2 separate regions of the Homo sapiens genome follow, and region 2 is linked to region 1. Evidence: chromatin contacts called from ENCODE Hi-C or POLR2A ChIA-PET data. All regions are on one chromosome and are shown on one strand. The core of a region is the stretch at or near the end of the contact, and the rest is flanking DNA. Distances in the headings are between cores, read along the strand shown. Region 1 holds the start of FAM78A (family with sequence similarity 78 member A). Region 2 holds the start of RPL7A (ribosomal protein L7a).

Evidence for each region. A loop is a pair of places that touch in the nucleus more often than their neighbours do. ChIA-PET counts read pairs that join two places held with the same protein, here RNA polymerase II (POLR2A). Pooled maps may share reads with other maps.
Region 2: a map with no recorded cell type shows a loop between it and region 1 (6-fold over the local background). The contact joins the promoter of RPL7A here to the promoter of FAM78A in region 1. A Hi-C loop is called at or near these places in 1 of 37 single-sample maps with no recorded cell type and 4 of 50 pooled maps. POLR2A ChIA-PET finds 5 or more read pairs at or near these places in 1 of 52 experiments (BJ).

Annotation. Positions count from the first base shown.
Region 1 is chr9:131,273,365-131,280,996 of GRCh38, forward strand. It overlaps FAM78A (family with sequence similarity 78 member A), which reads right to left and starts at 3,146. Exons shown (of 2, transcript NM_033387.4): 1 at 2,493-3,146. The coding sequence starts at 2,815. RefSeq lists enhancers at 56-125, 1,861-2,473, 1,886-1,935, 1,966-2,015, 2,176-2,675 and 4 more and a silencer at 3,316-4,495.
Region 2 is chr9:133,344,014-133,351,645 of GRCh38, forward strand. RPL7A (ribosomal protein L7a) reads left to right here and starts at 4,205. Exons shown (of 8, transcript NM_000972.3): 1 at 4,205-4,233; 2 at 4,909-5,029; 3 at 5,538-5,687; 4 at 5,899-6,039; 5 at 6,227-6,306; 6 at 6,584-6,714; 7 at 6,989-7,058; 8 at 7,249-7,413. The coding sequence starts at 4,231. The coding sequence ends at 7,353. MED22 (mediator complex subunit 22) reads right to left here and starts at 4,118. Exons shown (of 5, transcript NM_133640.5): 1 at 3,909-4,118; 2 at 2,527-2,687; 3 at 1,159-1,239; 4 at 112-320. The coding sequence starts at 2,649. SNORD24 (small nucleolar RNA, C/D box 24) reads left to right here and starts at 5,383; the gene lies at 5,383-5,457. It overlaps SNORD36B (small nucleolar RNA, C/D box 36B), which reads left to right and starts at 6,081; the gene lies at 6,081-6,151. It also overlaps SNORD36A and SNORD36C. RefSeq lists enhancers at 1,691-2,194, 2,195-2,696, 4,001-4,295, 4,157-4,626.

The sequences.
Region 1 (7,632 bases), core at 1,896-4,395:
GGGGCTGGTCCCCGTGTATCCCAACCGGGATTGCACAGCCAGTGCACCCAGGGAGAATGAGCTGGGTGGGACACAGAGGCTCCCTGCAGCAAAAGAGGAGTCCCGAGAGCGAGAGGGAGCAAAGAGAAACATCAGGGGCAGAGAGAGAACAAGGAAAATGGCCTGGAGCCACTTTAAAACGCAAGTTCTTCATGCCTTACACTGCTTTAAAAAGTTTTAAACTCAGGAAGTGGGCCCTACGTGACAGAGAAAGACTCGGCCTGGGGAGAAAATTCACTACACGGTGTGGCTGACATCTGTCCTAATTCTGTAGTTTTAGCCACTCACATCTGATAGAATAACAGTAACAATCACAACACCGCTAAGGATGATCCCCATCCCATTACTGCCTGCGGTAAGTATTCACCACCAGCTTGGCGCAGGGCTGACTGCATGGCGAATTTGGTTAGCTTGAGTGATTCTCACAATAAGCCATGGGGAAGGGGTTCTTGCCAGCCCCAGTTTGCAGATGTGTAAACTGAGGGTCAGAGCAGTAAAGGGACTTGCCTAGGGCCACATCCTGGAGAGTGGCAGAACCTGGCCTCCCGCCCAGATCTGCCTAAGAAGGCATGAGGCTCTTCCAACCAGGAAGCCAGGACTGCGACAGGGAGGGCAGGGTTGTCTCAGGTCCCAGTCTCAGGCCTAGCTCCAGCCACATCACCCACACCTACTCAGGGTCACCAGATGGAGAACAAGTCTTAGACAAGACATCGGAAGCCCATGTGCACAGATGGGGAAGCTGAGGCTTGGAGTCTGTACCTTGGGTCAGGCCTGTGGCCTCCCCACCACACGTTGCACCAACCACATTAGCATCCAGTCCCGTGAGTGCTCATGTCTTTCCAAGTTCAGAAGAACCCACTGGCTTCCTTACCCCTTCCAGGGAAGAAACTAGGCTTAGCCCAAAACCCCGAGGAAAACTTTTGTTTCTACAACTGTCCCGATGCCTTCAAAGCCCGAGGAGGTTTCTGGGCTTAAGCGTTCTTAGAAAAGGTCCTCACTGCATAACTAAGAATCATGTTTCCCTGCTTAGAACAGAAAGGCAGCACCCCCTCCCCCGAACTGGATTACTAGCTGCTCTTGAGACACAAAGGGGTTGGCACAGAAATCAGGCTGGTGGAGAGGGCCGGTGAGAGCCTCTAGATGTGCCCCCCATGTACCTCTTTGGGACAGTCACTGTCACACGCTGGACTTAAGGGTTACTGTGATCCTCATGTTTCCTTTAGAACTTTGGAGTCATTAAGTAGAGAAGCCACCAGACTTGGTGTCCCGCCATCCTCCACCCCTCTCATTTACAGGTGGCCCATGAGATTCTTAAATCTGTGATAAGTTCCAGCTCCTGGGGAAATTCTCCTCTTTTCCCCACTTGCAAAACGGGGACGTGAAGCTGCACAGGGTAGACACTGAGAGAGGCTCTGGGAGTGTCAGCGGCCAGTCACGGGGCCACAGGGTAGACACTGAGAGAGGTTCTGGGAGTGTCAGCGGCCAGTCACGGGGCCGCATGGGTGGGCTGCCCGCCGGGGCCTGCCTAGCTCTCTCCAAAGGGTCCTTACGCTCAGAAACAGCTATTTTCACCATCCCTGTCTTAGGGTGAACCTTCAGATTAAGTCACTCTCCCAACTCTGCCTAAATGCAGCTCTTTTCACCCTGGGGACGGCCTTCTCTGGGGTCAGGAAGCAGGCCAGGAAAGGAGCCCCAGGGTCCCAGGGTCCTCACCGGGACCCCCAATACCCTAGGCACACTCTGGAGACCGGGCTTTGGGGCTGCAGAGGAGAGGCTCCTCTTTGCTGTTCCTGTTAGGGCCTCGCCAGAGGGACACTGGACTTGTCTGCATAAAGCGGTCTTCTGCCTTGGAGACAGAAAGCGATACACTGTGAAGAAATCGGGCTTCTAAAACTAACTGTGCTCTCAAACACAGTGCCGTTTGGAACGGGGAAGCACTCCCCCAGCTCCTGGCATACACTGGTAAAAGCCAGAAAGATAATTGAGGCCCAATCGCAAAGCCCTGAACACACCGGTCTGGGAGTTGCAGAGTGCCTGAATGTCTGCCATGGGCCCGCACAGGGCCAGAGGCCTGGAGGGCAGCCCTGCAGCCTCTCTGGTGACCCCTGATGGCACAGACACTCCTCAGGCGGACGGCACACTTGCTCTGCCAGGAAACACTGGGAGTAATGTCTCTCTGCTTTCTCGGCATCTTGCAGGGAAGGACACAGGAACCCGGGGGGAACAGTGGCAGGGTAGATTGCAGGACCGTGACTCCAATCTGGATCCACAGGCAAACTTTTCAGGGAGCCACCGGGCCAATGAGGCCACCTGCATACCTGCCTAAAGCTTCCCTCTGGCCTCCGTCCTGTCTTCATGGTATCTCCACCTTCCCCCTATCCGCGGCCCCCCACCAGGCCTCCAAGCTCGGCCATCCCTAGCAGTTCCCAGAGCTGGCTCTCGGCCGTACTCACATGCCCTGCTCGCCGTACTGGTTGTAGAACTCCATGTGGCTGCACGCCTGGATCCAGCCAACTACCCAAGTCTCCTTCTTGGGGATGGGCGGCATGACCACCTGGGCCGAGGCCCGGAAGTGGGGTGTCCGGTAGCGGAGCACCACGCTGGAGGACTCATCGATGCTAGTGGGGACGGGGTCGATGGAGGCTTTCACATCAATCACCGTGATCCCTTCCCGGAAGACTCTGGCTTTGCCTCCGATGCTCTGAATACAGCCCATGGCATACAGGAGCGCTCTGATCTCCAGGGAAGGCCAGCAGTCACAGAAAAAACCAGGCATTGAAAGGACAGAGGCTGCAGGACCCAGTACAGACGGCGCTGCTCTCCAATCTCAACTCTCAAGACCGATATCCATAGGATAGAAAACTCACTGAGTAGACTGGGGTTGCATATATCACTACCGCGGCCTGTTTATAAATAAGGATTCTGCTGCATTTCATGAGCCCTGGGCTCTCTCTTCTTCTCCTCGCAGTGGACAAAAATCACCGATATTCTTTGGGTTAAAAAAAGTTTGTAGTTTAATGAATAATTATGCGGTTCTGACATCCAGCCCTTCTGTGCCTCACACGCGGGGACGGCAGCTCGCAGACTCTCCCTGAAGTCTTCGGAGGAAGCAGGCGAGCGCCGGCAGACTCATAAATAAGGAAGGCTCTGTCCCCGCGCGGCCGCGCCACCCTCGCGGCAGAAGCCTGACTTCCTGCCCTCCGGCCTTCCGCACGCGCTCCCTCCGGGCCCCGCACCCGCACCCGCCCGGCGCGGTCGAATCAATTGCAGAGCAGTTTGTGTTCACCCGGCCGAGGTCCCGGCGCCCTCGGGGCGAGCGCCGACCCGCGGCTTCCAGGAGGCGAGCTCAGGGCTCCGGCCGCTCGCCGGTGACGGGGGAGCGCGGCGCGGGTCCCCGTCGGCGCCCACTCGCGGGCGCGGGCCGGACGTCCCCACGCAGGGGCGCCGCGTCCCTTCGCCGCTGTCGCTGCCGGCCGCCGTGCAGGGTCCCGGGGCTGCGCTCCGGCCGCCGCCGCCTGCTTCGCCGCGGCCGCCGAGGACCTGGTGGGAGGTGGAAGGGACAGCGCGTCAAGGCCAGCCTCAAAGTTAAGCCGAACTTTGCTGCGGGGGGCGCGCGGGGGCGGCGACGCGTGTGCGCTGGGCGCGGGCTGCGGAGCTGACGGCGCAGCTCTGGGCGGTCTCCCCGGAGGCGGTGGCCCCCGCCCCCCGCGCCCGCCCCGTCAGTGGCGGCCGCACGACCGCGCGCACCAGCGAATAATAGCCGCCCGTGACATCTCCGCTGATACCGTCCCGGACGGGCGGGGTGGGGGGCGAGCGGCTGCCGCTGCAGGGGGCGGCGAGCACTTGCCCTGCTCTGTCCCCACCGCCGCGCCGCCAGCGCCAGGTGCCCCTTCCCCACCCCGGTCCCTCCGGCTCCCTGGGCGCAGGGCCACCCACCAGTGCCGTCGGATCCGGCGGGCACCCCTTTCCCGGCTGGGGTCCCTCGGCCCTCGGAGGGCATAGTGCCCCCGCTCCGCCGCGTCAAGCGCCTCTGTCGCCCCTCTCCAGCCGCGAGCAGCCCCGGGTCCCCACGCGTCGGGCGCGCTCGCCGCTGCCGGGGAACTTTGGCGCGCACGCCCCCACTCGGGCGGCGCCGCCGACTCACCTGCCCCGGGGGCCACTCCGCTGGCCCGGGCAGCCGCTCTCCGGACGCCCCTGACCCGGCCGCGGGCACGTTCTTGGGGCGCCCCCACCCCCTTCCCCGGGCACTGTCCCTTGGCTCTACTGGAGTCTGGGGCCGGCGTGGGCGCCCCCGGCCCCCACCCTCCTCCCGGCTTGGGGCTTCGGGGGGGCGGCCGGGGGCGGAGGGCTGAGGCTCGGGGCTCTCTCGCCCCCACCCCGCGCGCCTCCTTTATTTTATGATCATTGTGAGCGCGCTGTCGCCGCTCAGCCCCGCCGCCGCGCCGCTGCCGCCTGGCGCGCCCCGCGCTGCCTCGCTCTGCTGCAGCATCGGAAAGGCAACCGGGTCAAACTTTGCAGAAACTCGGCCCCTGCGCCGGCCCGGCCCCCGCGTCCGCTCGCCGCCGCCGCCGGCCGAGCGCAGCCGGCGCACGCAGGGACCGCCGCCCGCTCGCCGGCCCCGCGGGGATGCAGGTCCGCAGGCGGCGGCGGCGGCGGCGGGCGGGCGCCGCCTCCTCCTCCCCGCCCGCCTGGCTCTCCACCCTCGCTCCCCGCACACAGCCCGCCCTCCCCCTGGTAATCCCTCGCTCCCCCTCGCTCCCTGTCTCTGCAGCTGCTCGGGGAGCTGAGCCTCTCCTTGAACAAACGACATTTCCTTTTTGGCCAGCCCCGGGAATTCTGGGTAGTGTAGTTCCGCTGCTGTCTCGGGGCCAGGTGGGCTGCTCCCAGTGCCCTTTGAACTCTATGGACCAGAGGCTTTCTGGGGTTCGGAGCACCCGCAGAAGGGCTCCCTTGCCCTGGGGTTCCTGACCGCAGGGAGACAGTGGCTTGGTGGAGACAGCGCGGGGGCTTTGTAGGCTCCAAGGCTGGGAAGGTCGCGGGGAGGGGAGAGCAGTTTGGGGAGAGGTGGGTCCCCTCGAGCAGGTCTGCTGGCTGCCTGTTGGACCCCGGCTGTGTGATGAGCGCTGTACAGAGCATCATTTCAGCCACCATCGGCCTCCCTGTGGAGGGAGACTGATGATGTGCACTTCACAGAGCAGGCACCCAGAGCTGAGAGGCTAGGGGATTTGCCCAAGGTCCTTCCCCCCGTCCCCCCGCAGGGGTCCCAGTGCAGGGGCTCAAAAGGAGCATGAGGCTGTACAGCCATGGGAGAGCTATGAACCCCACCCCTACCTTCCAGCCAGCCGTAGGGAAAGCCCAAGCAATTTGTGACATAAGTACATCTGGCAGCTACATTAAAGCCACGCTCTTCGTCCCCACCCCATCCCCATGACTCTGACTTCCACAGGTGCCCACAGCCGGCACAGGGCAGGTGCTTCCAGCCAGTCCCAGAGCCGGAGCACGCTGAGTGTGTGAGGGCAGGGCTGGAGGGACCGAGGGGCTGGCCACTCTTGGATCTCTCCTTTGAGGGGTTAACAACCAGGACATCTCACAGCAGCACCGGCTCAGCCATGGAGCAGGAAGTGGCTGGCTAGGGTGGCCTCCGCCTCTCACCCAGCCACACCCTCACCCCAGCACTGCTATGGCCCGTATCCCCAGCTAATGAGGAGGTGGTCCCTTTCCAGTTCAGCTAGTAGGTGGCTTATTCCTAGTCCCACTGACTCGGGCCAAGGCAGGGCCACAGAGATGGCCCCCTTGGCCTGTTGGACACAGTAGAACCCCAGACAGCACACAGATTACATCAGGGCTCTACATAAATGTCCATTTCCAGGAAGAAGTCTTCTCTGGCCTCTTCACCATGTGAAATGGCCTCTCCCTTCCATGAACTAATGGCCCCCACAAAACCTTCTGTCCCTCTGACAGTCACAGGGCCTTCTGCACCTCTTGTGCCATCAGATAATTACTGCACTACCCAGTTTATATGTAGGGACGATATTCACTTTTGAGATGTCTGTTTCATTTCCCGACTCTCATCACCCCGACAGCCTGGCCAGGGTGCTCTGTGAGGGTAGGAATGCTATCCTGGAAATGAGGTGACAAGTTCAAGTGCTCAATGAACAGGGCCAGAGCTGCACGTCCCTCTCGTGGAAAGGACAGGGACCAGAGCCCTGAACCGCCTTGTGAGCAGTGAAGCTGCTGGAGGTGATTTCCCGGGGGTGGGCTCTCTTCAAGGCCAGCTGGGAGTGACAGTGCCCCGCCCCCTCCGTCCTGGGCTCCGCCTGGGTTTGTAAAGCACCCACTGTGTGTCAGGCGTTACATTGAGCAGGCACTGTCTCTTCTATCCTTGACCTTAGCCCTAGGCAGTGGGCTCCACAGATAGAGAAACCCAAAAACCCAGGGATCAGGGGATAGAGACTTCTCAGAGGCTGGATGCCAGCTCCGATCTGACCAGCTCCAAAGCCCACATTCAGCTTCTTCACCAAGCACACCCCACTTGCTAGCCAGGGCCAGCCCCTCAGAACTAGGATGGGACTGATCACTAGGAAGTCCTACCAGCAGAGGTGTGTGGGCGCCCACATGGTGAGGACTTGCAAAGTAGAAGACCCCTCTCCCTTAACCTGCTCCCCCTTGACATCACCCCTGCACAGGATGTCATCTCAGTCTGCAGGAGAAGGGACCAGGAAGCATCAGTCCATGGGCCTGTTTGCCGGCTTTGAGCTGGGGGGCAGCTCTGCCAGGCAGAGGGTGTGAATGGGCTCGGCTCCTGCATGCACTCCCTGCCCTGGCTTCTGAAGCGCCCACCAGGGTTCTGGTGGCTTCCCCAGCTCGCGGCCCCTCCGGCCCTGCCGCTTCCCTACACAGCCCTTCCTCCTGCTCGTCATTTTCCGGAGCTCCGTGGGTGTTGGGCACAGACCCACGGCAGCCTCAGCATATGTGGAAGGCTCATGACGCATCCACGCGCGTGTGAAGTGCCGGTGTCTGCAGAGCAGAGGAAGGGGACATCTGTTTGAGTCATTGCCCAACAGCACAGGGCACTCCCATTGCTCTCAGGACCCTTTCCCCTCCCCCAGGCCTCAGGCTCCCTGGACTCTGAAAAATGAGAAAGAGGAGGGGTGGGGAGACACGGCCCCATCCCCCACCCGGGATGGTGAACACTGGGATGGCCACTTGGGAGCTCAAAGTGTTGTCAGTGGGAGGACAAGGTCCTCAATTCCTGGCACATTGGCCCAGAGAAGTCATGAAAACCCAAAGCCACACAGCAAGTCAGAAGTAGAAACAACACTGACCCTGCCAAGCTGCAGGGACCTGGGAAGTCTTTGGAAAAGAGACTGCTGCAGTGTCTCCTTGCAGGCATCACCGTGAGCTGGGGCTTTGCACACAGCATCTTCATGGCTTTCCACAATGATCCCAGAACTGATCCAGAGAAACCCAGGGATCAGGGGTTGACCCGACCCTGTCATCATCCCATTCTACAGATGAGGACACTGAGGCCTGGTGAAGAGGGAGGGGTGGATGGAACCAGGGGGCCTGGCTCTAAGACCCAGAGGCTGGATG
Region 2 (7,632 bases), core at 2,955-5,454, 2.1 Mb after region 1:
CCACTGCTAAGACCAGCAAGAATTTGAAAAAGCAGAAGGCAGCCCTGCCTGCTGGCCAGGCCCAGGTAGGCAGGCTCCCGCTCTGCATGGGGAGTCCAGCGCTATTTATACCTGGACGAGTAATACTCCTCCTCCAGCTCGTAGAGGTCAATGGAGATCTCGTCTCGCAGCGTGATGAGCTTCCGGTCGCACTCCTCCTGCAGTGTGCGCAGCTGCTGGTTGCGCTGGTCAATGGCCTCGTTCACGGAGGGGAAGTCATTGAGGATCAGGAACTGCTTGAGGTCGGACACCAGCTTCATCAGGGACTCGCCGGCTCGGACCTGTGGCCATCAGAACCAGGGCGGGCACAGGGTGAGGGGGGACAGCGGCCTTGCCTACAAGTAGCTGATGCTGGGCAAGGGATGGCCTCTCTAGGAGCCTCAGCTTCCTCATCTGCAAAGTGGGACTCTACCCCTGACCTCCACAGGTTCATGTGTGAGAATTAAGTGAGAAAACTGGGATGTCAGTTCTGCAGGGCAGGCCCTCCCCTCTCGTCAGCCTCTGGCTTCCACTCCTGCAGGACTGGCCTCCAGTCCAATTATGCAGGTGTACATTCTGCTCATGAAAAACTCAAACCCCACAGATAAAACTGCGATCCCATTTTGCCTCCTGCCCCGGGGTAGGATTAACATGGCTGCCAGCTGGGCAGAGCTCCTGTGGGACCTTTTTCCATGCATTTTGAGCCCTGGACGTGCACCTGCGGAATTATCTGCTTGCTGTGTTTCTCCTGTGATCCGAAGGAATCCAATGGCGCCTACAGTTCCATTCGGCTGTTTGTCTTTTCACTCACAACTGACCTTAGGAACTCCTGAGTTAGCAGGAAGGGCTACCCTCTTTCTGGCCACTGCACGGCTACAGGACGGGCATGGGTGGCTCTCTGCCCAGCCCTCCTCCAAGTGCCCCACGTGAGGACAGTCTCCTGAGAAATGATTTGCCCCCACCTCATTCTTTAAAGCTGCCGAGTGGTGAAACCAAAGCATCTCTACATTTGCCTCCTTCTGCTCCTTCTCGGGGGAAGAAGACCAGACCAGCCCCAGAGCCCCCTCCACTCCACCCAGGAAACCTGAGGGGACTGATGCTCTTGGAGCCCAGGCCGTGCCCTCCACCCTGGCCACTCACGATGTTGGCGGCTCGCACATGCATCTCGTAATTGTCCTGTTCACCCTGAGTGGCCCGTGACACCTGCGTCTCGTCCTCAATCTGGGGGAAAACAAGAAAACCTAGAAATCAACCCAGCCAAGGCATCCCCACCCCTGGCCCGGCCCAGCCCAGCTTACGGTAACTGTCATCTACCCAGGATGTCCACACTGGCCACAACCTGTCTGTGGTGCCATCTACAGACCTAAGCGCTGTCAGCCAGACCTCTGACAAGGTTCAATTCCACCCTCTCTTGTTCTGGCCATGGGAGACAACATGCACCTTTGCTCAAGACAAATAGAGGCAACCCACGCTGCTTGCTGTACTAGGTGCAGGGATGGGGGCTTATCTTGGCCCGGTCTTTTTGGGCTGTGGGAGCCCTGTTTGGTAGGAACCGTTGTCACTTGCTTGGCATTTGGTAAACTGTTGGATGAGTGAAGGGATGATTTAAGTTTTTTTTCGCGACCATTTCCTGATCACTTCCCAGGTGCCAGGCTGTGTCATGCACTTGACCACCATTAACCCATGCCAGTTTCACAGAAGCCTGGCCTGCCACCCCTGGTGTATAGGTGGCCAAGCGAGGCTGGATGGGGCTTCCCGGCAGGCCTTGCAAAGGCTCAGTTCGGGGTGGGTGTCAGGTACCCTCAGTGGTTAAGACCCAGACTTCGTGGGTTCAAATCCTGGCTCAGCCAGTTGTGAGCTGAGTGACCTTGGGCAAGTCACTAAGTCTCCTGGGCCTGGGTTTCCTCCTGAAATGAAGAGGACAACAGTGCCCACCTCACAGAGTCCTCATGAAGATTCAGCAGAACAGGCACAGATAACCTCACAACGTGGCTTGATACATGGCAAGCACTAAGTACATGCTAGCTTCCATCCTCATCATCATCGCTTATGGAGCCTGCCAGGTCTGCAGCAGCCAGGAGGGATCCAGCCCAATCTGATGCAGCTGTAGCTGCAGTGGTCAGCAGGCTTGCAGGCCCCAGTGCTGACCGCTCCACCTGCCTGGAGGCCCCCCCCCACTTCTCCCCTCAGTCTGCTTTTCTCCTGCTCATTGGCTGTGTGCCAGGCCCCGAGGTAACTGTTTTACACAGATAAACTCACCAGTCATCACAAGGACCCCACCATGCAGGAGAAACTGAGGCACTAAAAAGTGAAATCTCCATCCAAATCCATACTGTTAGTAAGGGCTGGACGTGCCATTATTTGGTTTGCTTATCTACTGACCAGCTCCCTGTGCACTGGGTGCTTCCTGCCTAGAACACTATTCACTCGCGCTGCTCAGCCCCTGGCCTCTCCTGTCTCCACCCCTTCTCAGACTCTGCTCCCCTTGGTGGGCCACCCCACCCCCACCTTGGCGGTCTTGATGATCTCGGTGAAGTTGTCCATGATGGACTTAATGTCGTCCTTCAGCCGCTTGTTGTAGGACTGCAGCAGCGTCTCCTTGCTCTGGGGCAGGGCTCTCTGCTGGGCCATGGCCGAGCCTCAAGCAGCGCAGCGGGGAGACCTGGGACCTAGAGTGCAGCACAGACCTCTGAGTGCAGGCAGAGTCTACCCCAGCCACCCTCTATGCCCCAACCTTAGCAGAACACGCAGATTTCTGGGGATTCCCTTTCTGCCAAATAAAGTCAATCACTGAAACACAGATGAACTCATTCCATCAGCAGACACCGCAGGGGGTGCCAGGACTGGCCCCGCCTTTGCCAGAGCAAGCTCATCCTGGAACTCCTGGCCAGCCCTCCAAGCCCTGTCCAGGGCTCCAGTCCAGACTTCACGTCCAGGCCCACAGCGTGTCCCAGGGAGCCCTGCAAACTCAACACCAGCTCCCCGTCCCCAGCCCTTGGCTTAACTTCTTAGCCCGCCGCCACCTTCGCCACGCCCTCCCATCCGAAGAGTCCTTCCAATTCGACCCCTCTGCACCGCCTACATCCACGCTTTCCTTCCACTCCCACTCAGGCTGCCCCGCTCCAGACCTCATCCCTGCACTGCGGGCCCCGCTCCCTCCAGTCTCTGCGCGGCAGGGAAGAGGTCCTAAAAAGTGGTCATTCCAACCGGGCGCGGTGGCTCACGCCTGTAATCCCAGCACTTTGGGAGGCCGAGGCAGGGATCACCTGAGGTCAGGAGTTTGAGACTAGCCTGACCAACATGGTGAAACCCCAACTCTACTAAAAATACAAAAATTAGCCGGGCGTGATGGCAGGCGCCTGTAATCCCAGCTACTCGGGAGGCTGAGGCAGGAGAATCGCTTGAACCCGGGAAGCACAGGTCGCAGTGAGCCGAGATCGCGCCACTGCACTCCAGCCTGGGCGACAGGGGGAGACTACGTCTCCAAAAGAAAAAAAAAAGGGGGGTAATTCCACTCCCTCGCTTAACATCCCTCATGGTTCCCCGGTGCGCCGGGACAAGGGGCTCAAGTTCCGCGCCGCGCCTCTCGGCCTCTGCCCTCCAGCCGCACTGGACGGCCTCGGCGCTGGAGTTGCCTGGCCCTGGGGCCGGGCCTTTGCGCGCGGTGCTCAGGGAGGGCCCGGGGCCCCCTAGGTTCGGAGTCTGGCGCACGACCGAGCGGACTCCTGGACGCACTCGCATTGTTTGTGCCCATTTTTGGCGGGGTGTGGGAAATAAGTCACACGCAGGAAAGGGGATCTCCGACCCCAGCGCCTACGCACCCACCCACCCCCACTCCCGCCCACACACCCACCCCCCCTCCATCCCCACCCCCCACCACACCCTCATACCCGCCCCAGCGCCCGCACACCAGACGCCGCGTCCGCCGGGTCGGCCTAGGGCGGGGTGGTCAAGTGCCTCTGCGACCCGCACTTTCCCGCGTCTCTCCCACGGCCTGGCCCTCCCGCCGCAGTCTCTCTTCCCCGCCGCGCCGCGGTCCGAAAACCTAGTCAGCCGCCGCAGCCTCTCGGCCCCGCCTCGATTTTTAGCTTTATAGGAATGCTGTTGCTTTAAATCCGAAATCCCGTGCCGGTATCAACTCTCGCGATCTCCGAGGCCGCATACATATTACCCACAATTCCCTTTCCTTTCTCTCTCCTCCCGCCGCCCAAGATGGTGAGTGAGCTGTAGTTCCGTGGCACTATAGCCAGGTTCCGGCTGTATCCGCTGCCATCCTCCTCCAGGCGCGGCCTCGGAGGGCCTCCTGCTCCTCCTGGCGCTAGGAGAGCCCCACTCGGTGTGGCACGGAGACACCGAGGTGGATTAGAGCCCCACTTGGTGTGGCACGGAGACATTGAGATGGACTAGAGCCCCGGGCGGCCGAGAGCGGAATGCGTTGTTCCCGGTGTCGCAGGGCTGGGTGTCGCAGGCCTGGAGCACCGCAGTGCGGGGCTCGGAGCCCTAGCGTCTCTCGGGCTTGCTGGGGGCCGCTCCAGAGGCCTTGTGAGCGACGAGTTCTGAGCCCGCCCCTGTTGCTTCTAGAGCCTGTGGGGCCGCGACTCAGAGGAGTCATGAGTCCGGGGTGTCTCCTGGGTGGGCGACGCGAAGAGAGCGTGGTCTCGGGCTTAGCCTTGCTCTGGCCACTCGGGGTTCCCGGGGCTGCATGCTTGTGCGGCTGAATGTGAGATGCTCCTGTCGAGGGGTGGTGCTGGGGGGTTGCAGAAAGCTGCTCGCCAGCTTAGTTCAGGCAGGTGCTGTCAGCGTCCCTTGTTTTGGAGGAGCCAGCCTGAGCCCTACCCCCGACGAAGCGAGTGGAGGCGGCGGTTTAACTGACGTTTTCTTTCTGCCCAGCCGAAAGGAAAGAAGGCCAAGGGAAAGAAGGTGGCTCCGGCCCCAGCTGTCGTGAAGAAGCAGGAGGCTAAGAAAGTGGTGAATCCCCTGTTTGAGAAAAGGCCTAAGAATTTTGGCATTGGTAAGTAACAAACGGCAGAATGAAAACGGTCTATGTTTTTCTCAAGGGAAGGTGGTAATTGGGTTGTGTTGTATCTTGTAGGTTTTAGTGGGTGTAAAGTGGTCGCAGTCCTTAATTTGTGTCTCTTAGAGACGGGGGCAATGATACATGCTTCTTGCTTTCATTGGGAGTTGCTGAGCGAGCATTCAGCTCAATATGGTAGTGGCCTTGAATTCAGCTTAGCCATCTGGAAACAAGTACAGTAGCAGTGTCGCAGCGAGGTACTAGGACTGCAATTCTGCTGTACTTCGTGGCACCTTGGCTTCTTGTTAGATGAGGAAAAGCATCGTGCTCTTTGTTCTCAGGTGTTTGTGTGCAGATGATGTAAAAGAATATTTGCTATCTGAGAGATGGTGATGACATTTTAAACCACCAAGATCGCTGATGCACCAACACCCTTCCTAGTGGCCCCAGACATGAACTTGACATGGAATTTGAGCCTCACTCGGTGTCACCCTTTACTTCTCAGGACAGGACATCCAGCCCAAAAGAGACCTCACCCGCTTTGTGAAATGGCCCCGCTATATCAGGTTGCAGCGGCAGAGAGCCATCCTCTATAAGCGGCTGAAAGTGCCTCCTGCGATTAACCAGTTCACCCAGGCCCTGGACCGCCAAACAGGTGAGGTTCTGTGGCGTGGAAAGGAGTTTCTCAGGCAAGGATTCCTTATTTCATCCAGAACATGAGGGGGATGGTCTTAGGCTTCTTGAACTGCAGTTGTCATTAAATTATAGTCATATAGCAGGACCGCAGTCCAGCATTTGTTATTAAGTGTTAAGTGACAAGGATTAGAACCTTGACTCCAAGCCTAAACTGAAGAGTGTTTTTCCAGCTACTCAGCTGCTTAAGCTGGCCCACAAGTACAGACCAGAGACAAAGCAAGAGAAGAAGCAGAGACTGTTGGCCCGGGCCGAGAAGAAGGCTGCTGGCAAAGGGGACGTCCCAACGAAGAGACCACCTGTCCTTCGAGCAGGTGAGTAGGCCCCACCTTAGGGTGAACACTGGGGGCGGGCTGTTGCAGTGATGTAAAATTTCTTGGCCTGAAATTACTGTGAAGAGTAAAACCGAGCTTTTTAACACTGAGTCAGCAGCTGAGCCCAGCAGCTTCTTGTGACTAGAGCAGGCCCTGTGAGTGCTCACAAAGTGGTTGTGTGTTCTAGGAGTTAACACCGTCACCACCTTGGTGGAGAACAAGAAAGCTCAGCTGGTGGTGATTGCACACGACGTGGATCCCATCGAGGTGCGTTTGCCTGTTGACTGCTAACCCAAGGGCTTCTGGCAGTACCAGGAAGAGAGAGTAGACCTAATGCCAAGTCAGTGATGGGACCGAAGTGGGTGAGGGCAGTACTGACACAGATCCAACACATGCGTGGCTCTTGCAATGATGTGAATCTCTCACTGAATTCAACCTTGAAGTGCGAATCCATGAGCTTTTTAACCCTGAGCAATTGTTACAAGCTAACTGAAATTTGCTGCTTTTGGTCAAAATACAGTCTTCAGCTAATGCTTTCTTCCAGCTGGTTGTCTTCTTGCCTGCCCTGTGTCGTAAAATGGGGGTCCCTTACTGCATTATCAAGGGAAAGGCAAGACTGGGACGTCTAGTCCACAGGAAGACCTGCACCACTGTCGCCTTCACACAGGTGAACTCGTAAGTACACAGCCTGGCCCCAAACTTCCCCCCAGTTCATTTAATCCATGCCTCACAGTTGTTTCCTTTTGCCTTAAAGGCCAATCTTTTAGTTTAAGAAATATATTTATCTGAACTTTTGCCAATGATGGTTAAGAATTTCTTCACCTGAATAAACCATGTGGTCAGCATTGCATCTGAGGCAAAAGACTGTCTTGAGCTAAAAGGTATTTTTGCATTCTAAAAGGGAAACTAAGGCAAAAAACCCACTTTTGTTTCCCCTCCTGCCTTTTAGGGAAGACAAAGGCGCTTTGGCTAAGCTGGTGGAAGCTATCAGGACCAATTACAATGACAGATACGATGAGGTAAGAGGCAGCTTTACACCAAAATACTGTCATTCACAAATCTTTCTCCCAAATAACTGGCTGGCTTAACCTATGAGAAGTTCTATCTGACGATCAGCTTGGAACAGCCAAACAGAATTAACGCAACTAATAACCTTGAAAATCTCAGAAAACAGTAAGCCAAGCTAACTGCCTCTTTTTGTCTTTTCAGATCCGCCGTCACTGGGGTGGCAATGTCCTGGGTCCTAAGTCTGTGGCTCGTATCGCCAAGCTCGAAAAGGCAAAGGCTAAAGAACTTGCCACTAAACTGGGTTAAATGTACACTGTTGAGTTTTCTGTACATAAAAATAATTGAAATAATACAAATTTTCCTTCAGCCAGTGTCTGTTGAGTATCTCGGGTTGAATCTTACTTGGGGTTAGCAAGTATCTTTTTGAGACACAGCCTCACTCTGTCGCCCAGGCTGGAGTGCAGTGGTGTGATGTCAAAGCAACCTTCGCCTCCCAGGTTTAGGATATTCTGGTGCCTCAGCATCCCAACTGGCTGGCCCATATTTGTGTTTTTGGTAGAGATGGGGTTTCACCATGTTAGCCAG